3 separate regions of the Homo sapiens genome follow, and regions 2 and 3 are each linked to region 1. A link is a contact called in ENCODE Hi-C or POLR2A ChIA-PET data. All regions are on one chromosome and are shown on one strand. Each heading gives the region's core, a stretch centred on a gene start or an enhancer-like site at or near the end of the contact. The rest is flanking DNA. Distances are from core to core; before and after follow the strand shown. Region 1 overlaps PIP5K1C (phosphatidylinositol-4-phosphate 5-kinase type 1 gamma). Region 2 holds the start of SMIM24 (small integral membrane protein 24). Region 3 holds the start of ZFR2 (zinc finger RNA binding protein 2).

Evidence for each region. Hi-C counts contacts between places; a loop is a spot of excess contacts on that map. ChIA-PET counts read pairs that join two places held with the same protein, here RNA polymerase II (POLR2A). Pooled maps may share reads with other maps.
Region 2: a pooled map shows a loop between it and region 1 (2.7-fold over the local background). The contact joins the promoter of SMIM24 here to the enhancer-like site in region 1. A Hi-C loop is called at or near these places in 1 of 50 pooled maps. POLR2A ChIA-PET finds 5 or more read pairs at or near these places in 2 of 52 experiments (activated CD4-positive, alpha-beta T cell and common myeloid progenitor, CD34-positive).
Region 3: POLR2A ChIA-PET joins it to region 1 with 11 read pairs in H1. The contact joins the promoter of ZFR2 here to the enhancer-like site in region 1. POLR2A ChIA-PET finds 5 or more read pairs at or near these places in 2 of 52 experiments (H1 and HEK293).

Annotation. Positions count from the first base shown.
Region 1 is chr19:3,686,606-3,690,912 of GRCh38, reverse strand. All of the region lies in intron 1 of PIP5K1C (phosphatidylinositol-4-phosphate 5-kinase type 1 gamma), which reads left to right. Among named protein-coding and RNA genes, the nearest start is that of PIP5K1C, 12 kb to the left of the region's middle. RefSeq lists enhancers at 1,515-1,594, 1,605-1,674 and silencers at 2,487-2,536, 2,557-2,766, 2,787-2,986. Within about 2 kb of position 3,057, at least 9 of the 41 ENCODE cell types and tissues checked have a DNase peak (open chromatin) inside an H3K27ac peak, as active enhancers do.
Region 2 is chr19:3,479,150-3,483,456 of GRCh38, reverse strand. It overlaps SMIM24 (small integral membrane protein 24), which reads left to right and starts at 2,932. Exons shown (of 4, transcript NM_001136503.2): 1 at 2,932-3,060. The coding sequence starts at 2,994. SMIM44 (small integral membrane protein 44) reads left to right here and starts at 16. Exons shown (of 2, transcript NM_001395954.1): 1 at 16-255; 2 at 406-1,347. The coding sequence starts at 54. The coding sequence ends at 653. LOC105372246 (a long non-coding RNA gene) reads right to left here and starts at 479. Exons shown (of 5, transcript XR_936264.2): 1 at 171-479. RefSeq lists an enhancer at 1-238.
Region 3 is chr19:3,866,643-3,870,949 of GRCh38, reverse strand. It overlaps ZFR2 (zinc finger RNA binding protein 2), which reads left to right and starts at 1,912. Exons shown (of 19, transcript NM_015174.2): 1 at 1,912-1,985. The coding sequence starts at 1,933. It also overlaps the pseudogene FTLP5.

The DNA.
Region 1 (4,307 bases), core at 1,808-4,307:
CCGTGGCCCCGACCTCCACCCTCCCCGGCCCATTTTCCTTGCACAGTTCCTTCTTGTAAGCACACACGTCAGGTTGAACTCTGACCTCATTTTCTGGGACCTGTATGATTGTGTCTTTCCCAGTCTACAGTTATCTGTCACCATTTTGTTGATTCGTAGGAGCTCTTTATTTGTTATGGCAGCTACTCATTTATTGGTGACACAAGTGCAGGTACTTCTTTGCCCATCTTCTCCTACGATGATTGTTAACGTCTGGCAGGTATTTTGGGGTTTATGTGGTCAAACTTATCACTCTTTCCTTTTCTGGTTTCCTAGTTTGGTGTCATGAATGGGAAAGTCTTCCTGTTCTGAGGTTATGATTAAATTCTGCTAAGACTTTTATAACTTAGCTTCTTTTTTGTTCACATTTCAATTCTTTTTTTTTTTTTTTAAGACAGGGTCTCGCTGTATCACCCAGGCTAGAGTTCAGTGACACGATTGTAGCTCACCGCAGCCTCGACCTCCTGGGTTCAAACCAGCCTCCCAACTAGCTGGGACTGCAGGTGTGCGCCACCATGCATAGCTAATTTTTCATCTTTTATGGAGACAGGGTCTTCCCATGTTGCCTGGGCTGGTCTCGAGCTCCTGGCCTCAAGTGATCCTCTTGCCTTGGCTTCTCGATGTGCTGGGGTTACAGGTGTGAGCCAGTGCGCCCAGCCTATTTCTGGACTTTTTATTCTGCTCCACTCCTCTGCCTTTACCTTCATGCTACAGCCATGTCTCGTCTTGAACAAATGATAACATGTTCACAGTTAAAAAAAAAAAAAGTAATCAGACTTGCAGTGAGTAAAAAGTGAGTCCCACCTCACCCTCTCCATCTCTGTGGAGATAATGACTGTCACCCCAGGTGTTTCTCTGGCCCATACACTTGGGGCTCAGATTATATTAGGCTATTAAAAATAGTTTATTTGGAAAGCTTTCCAGCCTATAGAAGGGGCAAGAATGCTACAGTGAAGACCTGTACAGCCCGCACAGAGATCCACCAGCTGCTAACGTTTTGCCATGTCTTTATCATTCTGTGTGTGGGGGGGGAGTGTACGTTAGTGTGTGCAAGTTTGTGTGTGTGAGAGTGCATGTGAGTTAGTGTGTGTGTGTTAGCGTGTGCGTGTGTGATTATGTCAGGCCATTTGCGTGTTGATTGCTGGCATGGTACCTCTCTGCCTGAAGCAGCCAGTTCCATTATTTGTGGTAGTTCTTTATTTTATTTTAATTATTTTATTTTTTTGAGACGGAGTTTTGCCCTCTCGTCCAGGCTGGAGTGCAGTGGCGCGATCTCAGCTCACCGAAACCTCTGTCTTCCGGTTTCAAGCAATTCTGCTGCCTCAGCCTCCCAAGTAGCTGGGATTACAGGCGCCCGCCACCACACCCGGCTAATTTTTGTATTTTTAGTAGAGACAGGGTTTCACCATGTTGGCCAGGTGGGTCTCGAACTCCTGACCTTGTGATCCAGCCACCTCAGCCTCCCAAAGTGCTGGGGTTACAGGCATGAGCCACTGCGCCAGGCCTGTTTGTGGTAGTTCCTTTGTGAAGCTGCTGCAGACACTTCAGGCGCACACTGAGCCCTGGCTCCAGGGGAAACCCAAGGTCGGGTTCCTGTGAGCCTCTGGGCATGATGTTTCCATCAGCCAGTCGATACGTGACCTTGTTGTATGTTCGTTTTTATTTCAAGGCGTGTTATTTTAGGGCTGGGTGCGGTGGCTCACACCTGTAATCCCAGCACTTTGGGAGGCTGAGGTGGGAGAATAACTGGATTACTGAGCCCAGGAGTTTGAGGCTGCAGTGAGCCGTGATTGCACCACTGCACTCCAGCCTGGGCGACAGAGTGAGATCCTAAGAAAATTTTAAAGACACCCGTGTTGTTGATTTATCCACAGGGAGCTCACAGACCATAGGCCGCGTGCGCCAAGCCCCCCCCACCCCCCAGCCCCATCCCGGGCACTCTCCCAGGCCCCCGCCCATTTGCAGGCTGTGTTGGGGACAAGGCTGGAAGGGGGACCGGGGGCATGTATTCGGCTGTGTGGGGGCTCAAAAACGGGGTGGGGGGCCATGGCGACGTGGGTGTGGGTCCCCCTCCCCCGGCCCACCAGCTCGGTGTGTCTCTCGCTCTCGTTCTCCCCCCACTCTCCTCTCTCTCTCTCTCTTTCCGCTCTCAGTCCTGTTTGAGCAAAGCTTCTCTCACTACGGGTTTCTCCATGGGGCTCATCCGGGTCTCTAGCCCTGAGGGACACGAAACCACCTGAGGACAATGCCTGGGGGGGCAATTTCAGCAGCAGAATCACCAGCAAAACCGCAAAAAACACACGCGGCTCTCAGTGGACCAGGGAAAGGCCAGGTGCTCACAGCAGGAGTTGAAACCAGGGGGCGAGGGTGGCCTCACCGGAGCTGCCTGGGGACGTGTGTGCCCCAGAGTCCTGGGGGTGCTGCCCTGGAAATAGCCTTCCGGTCTTCTAGATCCCTCCCCGCCCACAGCAGGGGGCCAGAGGCCGTCCCCCCCTCGCAGGTGAGGAACAGGAGCTCCTGCGGGCTCCCCTGCGGCACCCCGCTCTGTTTCCCACCACGGCCTAACCTCAGGCTCTGGAAGGAATTCCCTTCAGGGACACTGTACTCCCCGGAGGGACGCTGCGCCCCTGGAGGACAGGGACGCTGGGGAGCCAGCCGCGAGGGGCGTCCACCTCTGCTGTGCTGGAGACGGAGCGCGCAAGGAGGTGGGGACCACGCGCAGACCCTGGCTGCGGGAGCCTCAGCTCGGGGCCCATCAGGATCTCCCGCAGCCCGCACGGGCCGGGCTTCCCCCAGGGGCTGGCGTGTGCTCTGTGCACCCTGACCCATCCCGTCGGCCCCGCCACCTGCGGGCTGGCCACGCCCCACAGCCTCCTGCCCCGGCCCGCCCGGGAGCTTGGTGCTGAGAGTGGAGCCTCTTTCTCCCTGGACATTGGGGCCCTGGGAAACGACCCAACACCTCAGGGCCTGCGGAGTTCTGGATGCTCCGCCCGCCTGCGCAGAGCTTCCTGTTTACCGGCCTGGCTCCTGCCCGCCCACCTGCTGCGGGGAAAGCGATCACTCTATGCCCTGCGGGGAGCACCCGGCAGGGAGAAGGGAGAAGGGGCAAGGAAGAGGGGCGGCCTACTACTCGGGTGGACCCCAGGCTGTCCCTCCACCGTGCTGGGGTCCCCCAGGTGTACCCTCCCCTCCAGCCACCTCACCCCTTCCTTGCTGTGTCCCGCAGGTGTTCTGTGGTGTCCTCTGAGGGCCTGTGCGTGTGTGTGCGTGTATGCATGTGTGTATCTGCATGTGTGTGCGTGTGCATGTGTGTGCGTGTGCATGTGTGCATGTATGTGTGTGCGTGTGCATGTGTGCATGTATGTGCATGTGTGCGTGTATGTGCGTCTGTGTCCCCTTCCCACAGGCCCTCACCGCTCCCTGCACCTGTGGGTCCTTTCTTCCTTTCCTGCCCTGTTGGGACATATTCCTTATTGCACACTTGGACTTCTTTCTTAAATTCTTTTCTTTTTGAGACTGAGTCTCAGTCTGCCACCCAGGCTGGAGTGCAGTGGCGCAGTCTCGGCTCACTGCAACCTCCGCCTCCCAGGTTCAAGCAATTCTCCTATCTCAGCCTCCTGAGTAGCTGGGACTACAGGCATGTGCCACCATGCCTGGCTAATTTTTTTTGTTTTTGTTTTGAGTCGGAGTCTCACTCTTTTCACCCAGGCTGGAGTGCAGTGGCATGATCTCAGCCCACTGCAACGTCTGCCTCCCGGGTTCAAGCCAATCTTCTTCTTCAGCTTCCAGAGTAGCTGGGATTATAGGTGTGCACCACTATGCCCGGCTAATTTTTGTGTTTTTAGTAGGGACAGGGTTTTACCATGTTGGCCAGGCTGCTCTCGAACTGCCGACCTTAGGCTATCCACCTGCCTCGGCCTCCCAAAGTGCTGGGATTACCGGTGTGAGCCACTGCACCTGGCCTTGATCTGTTTTTTTCTTTGCTTGCTTATGCTTTTGGTGTTTATTTAAGAAATTGTTGCCTAATCCAAGGTCACAAAGATTTATTACCCCATTTTCTTAAGTAGTTTTATAGTTTTAGCTATTACATTCATTCCAGTTTGTAATTATTTTATTTTATTTTATTTTATTTTATTTTATTTATTTATTTATTTTGAGACGGAGTTTCGCTCCTGTTGCCCAGGCTGGAGTGCAATGGTGCGATCTCGGTTCACCACAAGCTCCACCTCCTGGGTTCAAGTGATTCTCCTGCCTCAGCCTCCTGAGTA
Region 2 (4,307 bases), core at 1,683-4,182, 210 kb after region 1:
ATACTTCCGCTGTGTGGGTCACCTCCGGGCCTCCCCTGTGCCGGGCGGACACCATGCCGGGGCTGGCGGCCGAGGGGGAGGCCGAGGGCTGGAGCCCGTCCCCGCCGCTGTACGAGGAGTACCGGCCGCCGCCCCTGGACAGCATCCGCCTGCCCAGGTACGTGCTGTACCTGCTGCTGGCCGCGCTGGTGGTGGTGGCCGTCGCCTACGCCATCGTCGGGCACCTCATCAAAGACCTCGCCCACGACCTGGCCGGTGAGCTGCCCCCACCGAAACCCAGCTGGGGCCGATGCTGGGTCACCCTGGGTGGGTGGTCAGGGGATCCTAGTGCTTCTCCTAGCTGAGGAGGGGACAGAGGAGGGTGGCCGGGGCCGGGGAGTTGCCTCACCAGCTCCCTTGCCGCAGACTGGGCGTTTGGCCCGAAGCCAGACCAGGAGGCCGCACCCCGGGAGCTGCGCCCCAGCCTGACCGGCGAGGACTTGGAGGGGCTGGACCTGCAGCTGGCCCTGGCCTGGCAGGGCGAGGAGGACGCCGGCGGGGGTGGGGAGGGAGCCCCCTCTGAACCCCCGCCTCCCCCGGAGCCCCGCCGCCCCTCCATTGCCTTCAAGGACCCCCCATCCCGAAGCTCCTTCTGGAAGCTGATGGCAACTTGAATCCTGAATCCGGGTTCCGGACGCTTTGGCGGTCGTGTAGACAGAACTTACGCGCGCCGGAGCCCTTTCTGCAAACCCTGAGCTGCCCGGTCGCAGCGGACGGCTTTCTCCTTCCCAGCCGGCAGGTTCCGGGGGTTGGACGCTGGCGACTTTCACATACGCAGAGCCTGCCCGGCTCAGCCTCAGCCAAGCCGTCAGCAAACTGTGAATTAGAAACACTAGGGCGATTTAAAACGTTGTAATATTATCGGCCAACCTTACCGAGTGCTTAGCGTGTACCTGCTGCTGTGCAGAGCAGGCTTTTTCTATGCAGTATCTCATTTAATCCTCCGAGGTAGGACTGATCGCCCCCACTTAACAGATGGGGAAACCGAGGCACGCAGTGATGAAGTGGCTTCGCCAAGGTCTCAGAGCACAGAGTGCTTTTCTCAGAAAAAGCCCAGACAACTGACTGACTTTGGAGGGCAGGATCTCCAAGGCGGGTCCTGCCCCCACCCCCTCTGCTGGGCTCCCCTACCTCCAAATCTTCTCCAGCCCCCGCCTCGGCTGCTGGGTTTGCTTGTCTCTGGGGGGTGGTCCTGACTTCCTAATCAGATCGAGAGCTCCCAGACAGCACCAAGGCCTCCTTCTCTTCCAAGCCCTGCACAAGACGGGATACACAGTCAGAGTTTAATAGATGCCTGCCTGGCTGGTTCAAGCAGACCTGTGGCCATCCTGGGGCTGGGATGTGTGAGCCCCATCCTGCTGAGTGGCCGGTCTGCTCAGCGGTCATCCGCAGACCTCCGGAAGAGAGGAAGTGACAGCGACTCAGCAGGCGCTCCATAAACACCTGTGCGATGACGCCGGGCCTTCCTACCACTCGTCTGGGCCATGGCTGCTCCCGTGTCAGCTGGGGCGGGGTCCCCCTTCGCCCGGGCAGGGCCCACTATCTAATCAGCCGAGGGACCAAGGTTGAGGACAGGAGAGCCTGGAGCCTGAGTCATCAACGCTCCCGGGCATCCCCACGTGAGAGCGTCCCGGTTTGCAGGTGGACCACGGGCATGTGGCCTCTGCACACCTTCCCTGTCCCTGTGTGCTCCCATGGCTGCTTGTGGGTCCTCAGGGGCCAAGAGCCTGGGCGAGGCAGGATAAGCTGGGGGCGAGGCAGACCCGGCTTCAAATCCCAGGTCAGACCTGCTGCGTGACCTTGACTTTCCTGGGCACAATGAGACCGGCACCATTTCACGGGGTGTTAAGAAAAGGAAATGCGATCTGTGAAATTGCCGAGCACGGAGCCTCATGTGTACTCTGAGAGCACAAAAGGTGACTCTCAAATTTGCTTTGAGAGACAAGGTCTTGTTCTGTTGCCCAGGCTGGAGTGCGGTGGTGCATGCAGTGGTGCAGTCGTAGCTCGCTGCAGCCTCGAACTCCTGGGCTCAAGCGATCCTCTCACCTCAGTCTCTTTGAGTAGCTGAGACTACAGGTGCAGGCCACCATGCTCAGCTAAGTTTTACATTTTTTATTTTAGAGACGGGAGGAGGTTGGTCTGGAACTCCTGGCCTCAAGCGATTCTCCCGCCTTAGCCTCCCAGAGTGCTGGGATTACAGGCGTGAGACACTGTACCCAGCCTTGGTAACTCTTTGTATTTCTAATTTTTTTTATTTCCTTTGAGACAGGGTCTTCCTCTGTCACCCAGGCTGGAGTGCGGTGGTGCGGCCATAACTGGCTGCAGCCTCAAACTCCTGGGCTCAAGTGATCCTCCCACTTCAGCACACCCTAGTAGCTGGGCCTGCAGGTGCCCGCCGCGCCTGGCTAATTTTTCTATTTTTGTAGAGGTAGGGCTTGACTAAGTTGCCCAGGTTAGGCTCAAGGATCTGCCCGCGTTGGCCTCTCAATGTAGTGGGATTACAGGTGTGAGGCACTGGGTGGGCGCACCCTTCTTAAGATATTCCAGTTGTATTTGTGAGTTCCCCCTGTGTCCAGAGTGGCACGGGGCCTGGGCCGGGACGGGAGGTCGCAGCCATCTCAGCTCAGCCCCTGCAGCAGGGATCACAAAGGGGTGGCCCTGAGGCTGATGGTCCCCAGGGCAGGGTGCAGGGAGGAGGGACTCCCTCAGTTAATTGTTACACAGGTCCAGAGTCTGGCCTCCCGGAGGGAGAGCGATGGGGCAGGAGCTGGCAGGGGAGGGGCAGGATGCCCAATCAGGTGGTGCCAGGGGCGGGCCCCGCTCCCAGGTCTCAGGCATCCCCCGCCCGGGGACCGCCTGTGCCTTATCACGGGGAGGCAGGGCCTCGCCCACACCAAACCTGTGGACGCCGACCCGGGACCGCCGCTGGCTGGCTGCTGGCTCACTCGACCGTCATGGAGACCCTGGGGGCCCTTCTGGTGCTGGAGTTTCTGCTCCTCTCCCCGGTGGAGGCCCAGCAGGGTAGGTGCAGGGGGGCGGGAGGGGGCGTCGCGGGATAGGGGAGTTGGTCAGGTGATCACCATCTCCCAATTTTCCATGGCGAGAAAAAGGAGAGGGGGCAGGAAGAAAAGGAAGAGTGGCTTGGAGGCCCTTCTCAACCCCCGCAGTACCGCCCGGCCTCCCTCTCGCTGGGCTCTGCCCTCCTCTGTAAGGGACCCCCCACCGCCCACCCGAGCCTTTCCCCTCTCCAGCCCTTCTGAGCACACCTGGCTGAACCCCCCGCCTTGAGCTCGGCCCCACTCTGAGCTCGGGCCTCCTTTACAAGCCCCTCCCCATCTGAGTCCCCGCCTCTTTTGTGAACCGCTCCTTCTCACTCCTCCTCCTTTATAAACCCCTCCCCGAGCCCCTCCTCCTCTGTAAGCCCCTCCCCTCTGGGCTCCTCCTTCTTTATAAGCCCCTCCCCCTGAGCCTCTGCCTCCTCTATAAGCCCCTCTCCCTCTGAGCCCCCTAGTTCACAAGCCTCTCCCCATCCGAGCCCCTTCCTCCTTTGTAAGCACCTCCTTCTCACTCTCCCTCCTTTATAAACCCCTCCCCGAGTCCCTCCTCCTCTGTAAGCCCCTCCCCTCTGAGCTCCTCCTTCTTTATAAGCCCCTCCCCCTGAGCCTCTGCCTCCTCTACAAGCCCCTCCCACTCTGAGCCCCCTAGTTCACAAGCCCCTCCCCATCTGAGCCTCTTCCTCCTCTGTAAGCCCCTCCTTCTCACTCATCCTTTATAGACCCCTCCCTGAGCCCCTCGTCTGTTGTAAGCCCCTCCCCTCTGAGCTCCTCCTTCTTTATAAGCCCCTCCTCCTGAGCCTCTGCCGCCTTTATAAGCCCCTCCCACTCTGAGACCCTCTCCCCTTATAAGCACCTCCCCTCTGAGCTCCTCCTTTATAAGCCCCTCCCTCTAAGCCTCTGCCTCCTTTTATAAGCTCCCCCCAACAGCTCCTCTGTTGTAAGCCCCAACCCCCCAGACTCTTCTTTATAAGCCCTCCCCATCTGAGCCACCTCCTCCTTCATAAGCCCCTCCCCTGAGCTTGTTCTCCTTTATAAACCCCACCCCTGAGCCACTCCTTTGTCATAAGCCCCGCCCTTCTGAGGTCCGCCTTTATAAGCCCCTCCCCCTGAGCCTCTGCCTGCATTATAAGCCCCGCCCCTTCTGAGCCCTCCTGATTTGTAAACTCCGTCCCCTCTAAGCCCCCCTTCTTTTATAAGCCCCTCCCCTCTCTG
Region 3 (4,307 bases), core at 663-3,162, 180 kb before region 1:
GGTTGGTCCGAGAAGCAGGAGATGGCTGAGCCGATGCTCCTGGAGGTTGCAAGAAGAGAGGAAATCAGCGGGTGGTCGGAGGCTGGAAGTGAGTTCCCGGATCTGTTCCATCCAAACACTGTGGAAGCAAGAGACGGATCCGCGGGACCGCCAAACACGCTGCTGCTTGTCAGGTTTCAATACTGTCAAGTGACTCTCCCTCCCCCTCCTTCCAGGCTGCAGTCTTGGGAAGGAAGTCACTATGCACAACCCACACTCAAGAGGTGTAGAGTTACTCTCTATCTCCTTAAGCGCAGTGTAGCTACACAAATTAGGAATTCTTCTGCATAAGAGATTTGTCTGTTTGCCTCCATTTATTTGTTTATTCATTCAATTCTTTCTCTCTCTCTCTCTCTCTCTCTTCTTTCCTTCCCTTCCCTCCCTCCCTGCTCCTCTCCCTCTCCTCTTTTATTATTTATTTATTTATTTTTTTATTTTTTATTTTTTTATTTTTTTGAGACGGTGTATTGCTCTGTTGCCCAGGCTGGAGTACAGTGGTGTGATCTCGGCTCGCTGCATCCTCCACCTCCTGGGTTAGGTAATTCTCCTGCCTCAGCCTCCCGAGTAGCTGGGATTACAGGTGTGCCCCACCACGCCTGGCTAATTTTTTTTTTTGTATTTTTAGTAGAGACAGGGTTTTGCCATGTTGGCTAGGCTGCTCTTGAACTCCTGACCTTGGGTGAGCTGCCCACCTCGCCTTCCCAAAGTGCTGGGATTACAGGCGTGAGCCACCACGCCCAGCCCTTTCTTTCTTTTCTCTTTTTTGAGACAGGGTCTCACTCTGGAGTGCAGTGGTACAGTCACAGATCACTGCAGCCTTGACAGCCCAGGCTCAAGTGATCCTCCCACCTTAGCCTCCTGAGTAGCTGGGACCACAGGCATGTACCACCATGACCAGCTAATTAAAAAAAAATTGTAGAAACAGGGTCTTGCTATGTTGCCCAGGCTAGTCTCAAAGTCCTAGGGCTCAAGATCCTCCTGCCTCCGCCTCTCAAAATGTTGGGATTACAGACGTGAGCCACTGTGCCCGGCCTATCATTTATTTATATCACGTTGTGAACACAGGAGGCAGAGACCATGGGGGCCTTCTGAAGAGTCATTCTGAGGCTAGATGCAGTGGCTCACGTCTGTAATCCCAGCACTTTTGGAGGCCAAGGCAAGATTATTTGAGGCCAGGAGTTCAACATCAGCCTGGGCAACATAGCAAGACACTGTCTCTACAAAAAATTTAAAAATTAGCTGGCTGTGGTGGTGGTGGGGCTTGAGCAGAGACCTCCACATCTGAGTGGTTAAAGAGAAGGTGGGGCTCGGAGACAGAGGTAGGGCTTGTGCAGAGACCATATCTGAGCAGGTAAAGGGAAGGCGGGGCTCCGAGAAAGAGGCGGGGCTTGTGGCATGGGTGGGGCTTGAGCAGAGACCTCCACACCTGAATGGTTAAAGGGAAGGTACGGTTCCAAAAAAAGGCGGGGCTTGTGGCATGGGTGGGGGTTGAGCAGAGATCACATCTGAGTGGGTAAAGGGAAGGCAGGGCTCTGAGTAAGAGGCGGGGCTTGTAGCATGGGCGGGACTTGATCAGATACCACCACATCTGAGTGGTTAAAGGGAATGTGGGGCTCCGAGAAAGAGGCAGGGCTTCTAGCATGGGCGGGGCTTGAGCAGAGACCTCCACATTTGAGTGGTTAAGAGGAGGGCGGGGCTCTGCGTAGGAGGCGGGGCCTCGGGGCAGGTGTGGTCGCGGGGCGGTGTCTCCCTAGCCTAAGAGAAGGAAGCGAGAAGGTGAGGGCTTCGCGCAGGGGGCGGAGCTTGGGGCGCGTGGCCAGGCGCGAGCGGCACGCGGCTCGGGGGCGGGGCGGGTGACGTCGCGGGTCCGCCAGGCTCGGGGAAGACGCCAAGATGGCGACGAGTCAGTATTTCGACTTCGCGCAGGGCGGCGGCCCGCAGTACAGGTAACTGCCCCGCCGCGCCAGCCCCCGCCAGTCCCGGCCCCTGCAGCCTGGCCGGGACCCCGCCTACCCCTTCTCCCGCCGCGTGCGCCCGGCCCGGCCCCAGTCCCAGCCCCAACCTGGAACCCCGGCCTGAGGGAAGCCGCGGCGCCGGGAGAAGCAGGCGGGGCGGCCTCAGGTTAGGCACCGGGCGGGATGCGGGCTCCGGGGCTCCGGCTGAGACGTCTCTGCAGCCAACGGTGTCTGTCGGCGGGAGCGGGAGGGGGCTCCTGAAGTGGGAGGGGGCCTGGGTTTGGGCCTGGGCCTGTGCGGGGTCGGGGGGGTCAGCCCCTGATGGGGGCGCCACGAGGAGGGCAGCGAGAGGGGACAGACCCGGGCGGGGGGTGGGTGGTCTGACCGAGGAGGGGAGGGGACGGAACTGACCCAATGCAGGGAGGAGACCTGGGAGGTGCCTGGCCGGGGAGTGGGTGGGGATGGGCAGAGGGGAGCTGACCCCTGATTGCTGGTAGGGGAAGAGAAGACACAGACCTAGGAGGGTGTCTGGCTGGGCAGGAGGAGGGGAAGGGCAGAGGGGCATTGACCCCCGATTGCGGGGGGAGGAGAAGACACAGACCTGGGAGGGTGCCTGGCCGGGCAGGGGGATGGACAGAGGGTAGCTGACCCCCGATTACTTGTAGGGGAGGAGAAAACAGAGATCAGCGAGGGTTCCTGGCTGGGCAGGAGGAAGCCACAGTCGAGGGGTGAGGAATTGGCCCCTGATGGGGGTAAGAGAGAAGACAGAAACCTGGGAGGGTGTCTGGCTGGACAGGGGGAGAGCTAGAGCGGAGCTGACCCCGATTGCTGGTAGGGGGAGAGAATTCAGACCTGGGAGGGTGTCTGGCTGGGCAGGAGGAGGGGAAGGGCAGAGGGGCGTTAATCCCCGATTGCTGGAGGAGGAGAAGGCAGAGACCTGGGAAGTTTCCCGACTGGGCAGGGGGCAGCAACATTCGAGTGTGGAGGGCACTGACCCCTGATGGTGGGGGTAGGAGAGAAGGCAGAGACCTGGGAGGGTACCTAGCAGGCAGGGGCAGAGACCTGGGGTGGGGTGTGGAGTAGGGGTGGGAACCTGACCCCTGATGTGGGGTGGAGGAGAGAAGACAGAGACCTGGGAGGTTACCCCAGGGAGGGGCGGAAACCGAGGTTGGTGGGGAACTGAGGCCTGACTGGGGAAGGGGGACAGAGACTTGGCGGGAAGCCAGTATTATGTGGGAGGAGGTCCTGAGGTCAAATAAGAGGGTGGGCACCTGGGTTTCCAGGGAACTGGGACCCTGCTGGGACAGTGAGGAGGGAGAAAGGGCCCTGAGTGTTGTGATATTTAAGATCCTTTTCTAGGTCTTAAATATGTGGTCGTTTGGGAGGGGAGGGAGAGAAAGGATCCTGGAGGAGAGATGGCAGGGGATGGGGACACACTGGGAACTGGCCAGGGGCAGAAGGGCTCAGAGGGTAGGGACACACACGGGGTAAGTTTGTGCCCCAAGTGTACAAACACACACTCTACACTGTTCTCCCAGGCCTGCTCCTCGGAGCATCTCTGCTATCTTCAGCCCGTCCATCTGCCCCCAAGACTGGAGTCCCAGTCCGGGAGCCAGGGCTGGCATCTCTGAGGGGACCAGATTCCCCCCCCAACAGTTGATCATTTCCGCGTGTCACCCTTGTGTTAGTTTCCAGCTGGTAGCTTGCTATAACCTTGTTTCTCACAGTCCCTGCTGAGCCCCCACAGATACAAACCACCCCTTGGGCACCTCATAGAGGGGCCTCTGCTGAGCTCAGGGGGGTCTTTGCCCCCCGCGGTGTTCCTACTGCATTTCAGCACATGGAAGAGAGATCCAGGCTGGTGTTTCAGCTTCCCGCGGTGGAGCGGCAGTGCCGACCCTTCCACCAGTGCTGTGATATTGCTGTGCCCTTTCTAATGGAATCACAAAGAGAAACCACCCAGGGCTTGGAAACCAGGGCTGTGGGAATGAGGAGTGCATCTGTTTCCTGCACTCGGAGTGGTTTCTCTGGTGGAGTATTTGACTAGTAATGGATTTCCTATTAGGGAAAGAATCTATGACCTGCTGATTTCCCAGAATGGAGCATTTAATTTTTATTTGATCTTTTCTTTTGCTTCCTTCATCCTCAGTGGTGTTTTGATTGCCAGGGCTCAGTTAAAGCGGCTGGACTTGGCTAGCGATCCAGGCTAGTACAAACTTCTGGACACACTCCACCCCTCTGCCTGCTAGCTCTTCCTTCTTTTCTCTTTCTCTTCTTTCTTTCTCCATTGTATTCTTCCATCAGACGTGGAAA